Regions from separate parts of the Mus musculus genome. Here region 2 is linked to region 1. The links are chromatin contacts, found by Hi-C or POLR2A ChIA-PET in ENCODE. All regions are on one chromosome and are shown on one strand. Each heading gives the region's core, a stretch centred on a gene start or an enhancer-like site at or near the end of the contact. The rest is flanking DNA. Distances are from core to core; before and after follow the strand shown.

Region 1 (2,700 bases), core at 4-2,503:
GTTGGTGAGCCATGCAGGTGCAACCCAGAGCTGGCACCCAGCACCTCAGAGTCCTTCCCAACTGGTGACTCCCCCAGTCTTAGGGCCCCAGACAGGGCCTGGTACATAGATGACTTGTGGGTCAAGCTTAAGGAATGAATAAATGAAGGCCTCCTGTGCAGCTTCTTCAGGGGCCCCTTTCTCCTTTCTGCTGGCACCACTGCCTGGTAGTTTTCTCCCTGCGTGACTCTGCCCTGGGTTTCAAGGTCCTTCTGTCCTGTCCTTACAGTGGGCGGCATTAGCTGGAGTCCTCTCTTTAAACTTGTAAGGCTTTGGAGAGGAGTTTGTTTTTTTCCAGAGGTTCTGAAGGCGTTTTTTTTTTTTTTTGTTTTGTTTTGTTTTTTGGTTTTGTTTTGTTTTGTTTTTTTGGAACTCCATCCAAGGCAGGGGGTGGGGCGTGATTAGGAAACTGTTCCCTGAGTTGGGGGTGAAGGTGTCTGCAGACAGTCGGCATTTGGGGATCTAGAAATGGTAAGGTCACAGCCCCCACACCGGCCTTGAGGACAAGGATCTGGCTGAGTGGCCTACAGCTGGTGCCAAGGCTTTGCCTGGAGTCGCAAGCAAGAGGAGGAAAGTGGGAAGCCTGGGAAAGCAGGGAGAAGCAGCGGGTGAAGTGGGGGTGGGGGACAGCTGGCAGTCCTCGAGGCCCACCCCCAGGCTCCTGGCTGCACACTGGGCAGCCCAGCCGAGGCTAGCAGGCTCTCCTGCACACATTGATCTGCAACCTGTGACGCCTGCTCCATCACTCACTGTACCACTTGATACCGCGCGCCTAGACTCTCTTGACTTGGGTTGCCTAACCCGTAGTTCTGCGAGTCGACCTCCACCTGGTCAACCACTGCAAAGTCAGCTCCTCCGCCGGGGAGGGAGAGGAGCACCGGGGGAGCACAGCCCGATCAAAGCTTCCTCAAGAGGGATGGCTGTGGTCATCTGCCTTTTCTCTGGCCTGAGAAAAGGACTTCCCCTTTTCACCCAGCAGTGCCCTCTTTCCCGGGGCAAAGCTCCTGTCGTCCCTCCATCCTCTGCGCGACTAAGTTTGAGCCGGTCTTCCTCCCTTTAACCAATGAGAAGTCCCTCCCGTGTTCTAACTCTCCATCCTGCGTCGCCACAGCGCCCTCCATCGCTCCCTCCCCGCCCCTTCTGCCCTCCCCGCTGCAAGTCTTGGGCTCCCGTCCGCGGAACCTTGTCCTACTTCGCTTGTCCTCCCTCTGCCCGCTGTCGCCCGGAACCCGCACAGAGAAGGCAGCGGGTCCCGTGACCGCGCAGAGCCCCCCACGGGGGCGGCAAGGGCCGGGGACGGCGGGGAAGGCGGGGCGCGTGGGAAGAAAGGGGGTTTTGTGAGGCTCCCGGCGAGCTGGCGCCCCTGTCTGGGTCCCGCGCGCCCGGCCCTGCTCGCGCCCGCGCATTGCGCCGCAGTCTCGGCTGCGGCTGCGGGACGTGCGGTGTGCGCGGAGGGGACCTCGCAAGGTGAGTGCGGAGGCCTGGCCCTATCGGTCGCTTGCTTGCTTGCTGTGTGACCTTGGGTAAGTTTCTTGACCTCTCTGAGCCAAAGGATCCGGGCGAGGGCGAGAGCGGGCCGCGATACTGGCTGCTGTGGGCGACCGAGACAGTGACCCACCGTAGCTTCCTGGGGTCCCCAGGCACTCGGGGGTGCGGTCGGCAGCGGCGCCTCTCTGAAGGTGGGCGCGCAGCGCTCTGTGCCGGCTTCGGCACCCTGAGCCACGCGTCTGCTCGCTCACTGTCCTCGCCGCGCAGCCTTCAGGAGCCAGGGGACGTCTGGGCTGCGGAGCGACTAAGGATGCCCGGGCTGGAGACGACAGGGGACTGCTGAGCTCCGGTCCTTGTGGTGGCTTTCCTCCGGGAAGTGTCACAGTAGCCACTCTTGGCCACTTGGATCAAAAATTCATGTCTCAGGGCAGTCGGATCCTCTGGCCTCAGGCTTCCTTCCTCATCCCGTGCTGCCCCAACACGGGTAAAAGAGGTAGCCACAGGGCCGGGCGGGCGTGTGAGTAGCTCCTGCTCCCAGCCTCCCCTCCTCAGAACGCTCCAGCACCTGGCTTACTTGCCAGCGGTAACCCGAGTGACTGCTCGCCCGGCCCGCTGCACAGCACAGGCCAGAGCGCTGCTTAGCAGGGGAGTCTGTCCTGGGAGGATCTAGGAGGACCGCTTAGGCTCAGGCTAGCGACTATGAAGGCAGACCGAGTGGGAGATGGAGCCAGTGAGAATAGGTATGGTCGGTAGGAAATCTTGCCTGACGTTGTAACTGACCCCCGGCTGCATCATTAGCCATGTAGTCCTGGGTCCCCGAATACTCCCAAGTCTGACTCTTTACAGAGTGTGTTCATTATCTGTGCAGCTTTCCTTCCTGAGGGCACAGTGACCTGGCTCCCGGTTTGGCTCAGAGTTAGCTCTAACCCTCTCTGGTCATCCACCTCACTTTCCCCGTGAGCCTGTATGCGCAATGAGATCTCAGAAAGAGAAACTGTTTCCAGAGCTGAGGGCCAGGGCGGGGGGGGGGGGGGGACGACTGGCCTCTCCCTGTACCCTTCTCCAGTACACTCCAAGTTGTAGGCTTTCACAAAAGATGGGTGGGGGAAGGAGCAACTGGATAGAGGCCAGACTGGCAGGGACAGGGTCTTTGTCCCAGCTGGCTTCTGAGCC
Region 2 (2,700 bases), core at 60-2,559, 78 kb before region 1:
TTGATTCCACTGGCATTTAAAGTTATCATTGAAATGTATGTGTTAATCGTGACCACGTTGATTGTTGGTGCTGCTTGTATTGTCAGTGATGTGGAAGGAGATTCGAGGACATGGTGGGTGTGGCACTGAAGGGAACTGGATGCTGGTTCAGAATGACAGAGGATCTGGGAGAGAGCCCCTTAGGACCTTGGCTGAGAACACTTTCAGGCCCTCCCACCCCCGCCCCCTATTTTCCTCAAGGAAAGCCTACTGAGTATGGGACCACTCTGTGGCCTACTTGGCCTGGACAGGCTGTGCTAGCACCTCTGAAAGCCAGGCCAGAGCAGAAGCTTCAGCCTGTCTGGAGCTCAGAGATGGCCCTGGGTGCCAGGCCTGCGCAAACGCCTGTGTTGCAACTATGGTCAGTGCATCTACTTCAGGAGTCTGTTTCTGGCAATGGCCCTTCTACTTAAAAAGGCTTTTTCCTAGGCAAATGGGGAAAGGGGCAAATTTCGTTTAGTTGCAGCCACTGGTGGTAGGTTCATGGGTTGGTGAGCTGGTGAGTTAGAGATTCCTGGTGATTGTGGGGCCTCCTGTCCTCTCATTAAACACATCAAACAGAACCTGGAGTTTACAGAGTTTACAGTGCACTCATATACATAAAATAAATAATAATTTAAAAAAAAAAAAGCTTGTAGTCACCCCCTGTAGCAGATGGAGTTCTTTGGTCTGTCATGTCTCTCTCTGAAAGGGAGAGACGGAGCAGGGCTTGGTGGCACAATCTGTGATCCCAGCACTCAGGAAGGAAAGAAGGAAAGAAGATCACCACAAGAACCTACCTTAGAATTAAATTAAATTAAGAAGAGAGGATGGGGGCTCAGTGGTTAAGAGCACTGACTGCTCTTCCAAAGGTCCCGAGTTCAAATCCCAGCAACCACATGGTGGCTTGCAACCATCTGTAATGAGATCTGACACTCTCTTCTGGGGTGTCTGAAGACAGCTACAGTGTACTCACATATAATAAATAAATCTTAAAAAAAAAAAAAAAAGAAGAGAGGATGGGAAAGAACAGATGACTGTCTCATGGTAGTTTGATATATTATTTGAAGGAACTGGAAGGTGTGTCCGCAGGGATGGGGCAGCCAAGCAGGAAGGGAAACAGGTCTTAGGTGACTATGTCTGAGCACCATTAGGGTCCTCCACTAAGATAGGTTACCACAGCTGTCACTCGAAGGATTACCTGGGAGGAAAGGAGAGTGCCAGGTGTCTGGTAACACAGTTCTGCGCTCAAGGCTGCTGGGAAGTAACCTAAGCCAGCAGAACCATTCCAGAAGGCCACTGTGGAGAAAACAGGACAGACAGAGGTAAGAGGTCCTGGAGTGGGGTCCCCAAGACTGTGCAGGGGACAGTCCGGAGCCTCAAGGTGACAGCCTGGAGTGCCTCAAGGTGGGGAGCCTTATGAAGTCGGGATTTTATGTGTTTTCAGAAGCAACTCTTTCTAGTTTTCCCTCCCACCCTCCCTTCCTCCCTCCCACCCTCCCTTCCTCCCTCTCATCCTCTCTCCCTTTTCTCCACCACTAAGCCAAATCCCCAACTCCAGAGAAAATATCTTTGAAAAGCAGAAACCCTTTTGCCCCCTCTCTGTAAAAGAGAAAAAGTGGGGGTTGAGGGGGGGGTCGTTTTTCGGCTTTTTTTTTTTTTTTCAGTTTCCTGGGAAGAGAGGCAGTCCAGGAGAAATGTGCTGATGAGAAGAATCTATCTGAACTTAAGAGTTCTCTGGGGACCAAGGCGGGAACCGACTGGCAGAAAGTAGAGGAGACAATAGGAAGGGCACAGTCAATGCACACAGACGCCTCCTGGACATCAGCCTCTTCCTAACTCAGTGTCTGTTCAGCTTTGAGTGCCCGGGGCTAGTACAGCTCCTGCCACCGCTGGAGGTGGCTGTGCTGAATTCCCGTTGGTTTATAAAGCAGCAGCACGTAGGTCACAAGGCCTTGTGTAAGAGGTGAGGGGAAGCCCTGTGTATCCTGTTTGGGTTTTGTAACCCTGCTGTCCTGGACTCACTATGCAAACCAGACTGGCCTTGAACTCCCAGAGATCTGCCTGTCTTTACATCCTGAGTTGGGATTTTAAAGGTGTGTGACAGCCTTTTGTTTGTCTGTTTTGTTTTGACGGAGATGCTGGCGCTCAGATAAGCTGAGAAGACAGCTCTGAGTACTTTTTGATCTTGCAGAGACCTGAGTTCAGGTCCCAGCACCCACACCGGGCAGCTCGTAACCAAGGATGACCTCAGCTCCATGGGATTCAAAGCCTCTGGTGCACATAACCACATGTGCTCATGTACACACAATTCAAAATAACAAAAATGAGCCCTTTAGATGTTGACTAAAGAGGACCATAATCCCCAGGGAATGACAGATGGGGTGCACAGTTGAGTTCATATAGTGTCACAGAAGTGGACCTTTGAAGATGATTTTAAATTGTGTGTGTGTGTGTGTATATATATATACATATATGTATATATATATATATGTATATAAAACATACATATACATATGTATACACATATACATACATATATATATGTATACATACACATACACACACACACACACATATATATATATGCTTTTCTTATTGCTGGTCTTCCTTTCCCCTGCCCTGAAATAGGGGTTTTCTGTATATCTCTGGTTATCTAGAAGAGCAGGCTGGCCTAGATCT

The links. A loop is a pair of places that touch in the nucleus more often than their neighbours do. ChIA-PET counts read pairs that join two places held with the same protein, here RNA polymerase II (POLR2A).
Region 2: a loop to region 1 is called in a map of mouse trophoblast stem cell, with 2.9 times the contacts of the local background. The contact joins the promoter of Ttc24 here to the promoter of Bcan in region 1. A Hi-C loop is called at or near these places in 28 of 37 maps with a recorded cell type or tissue (CH12F3, Patski, T-helper 1 cell and 10 more). POLR2A ChIA-PET finds 5 or more read pairs at or near these places in 3 of 5 experiments (Patski and embryonic stem cell).

The regions. Positions count from the first base shown.
Region 1 is chr3:87,998,909-88,001,608 of GRCm38, reverse strand. It overlaps Bcan (brevican), which reads left to right and starts at 1,253. Exons shown (of 14, transcript NM_007529.2): 1 at 1,253-1,506.
Region 2 is chr3:88,076,913-88,079,612 of GRCm38, reverse strand. Ttc24 (tetratricopeptide repeat domain 24) reads left to right here and starts at 1,309. Exons shown (of 10, transcript NM_172526.3): 1 at 1,309-1,343.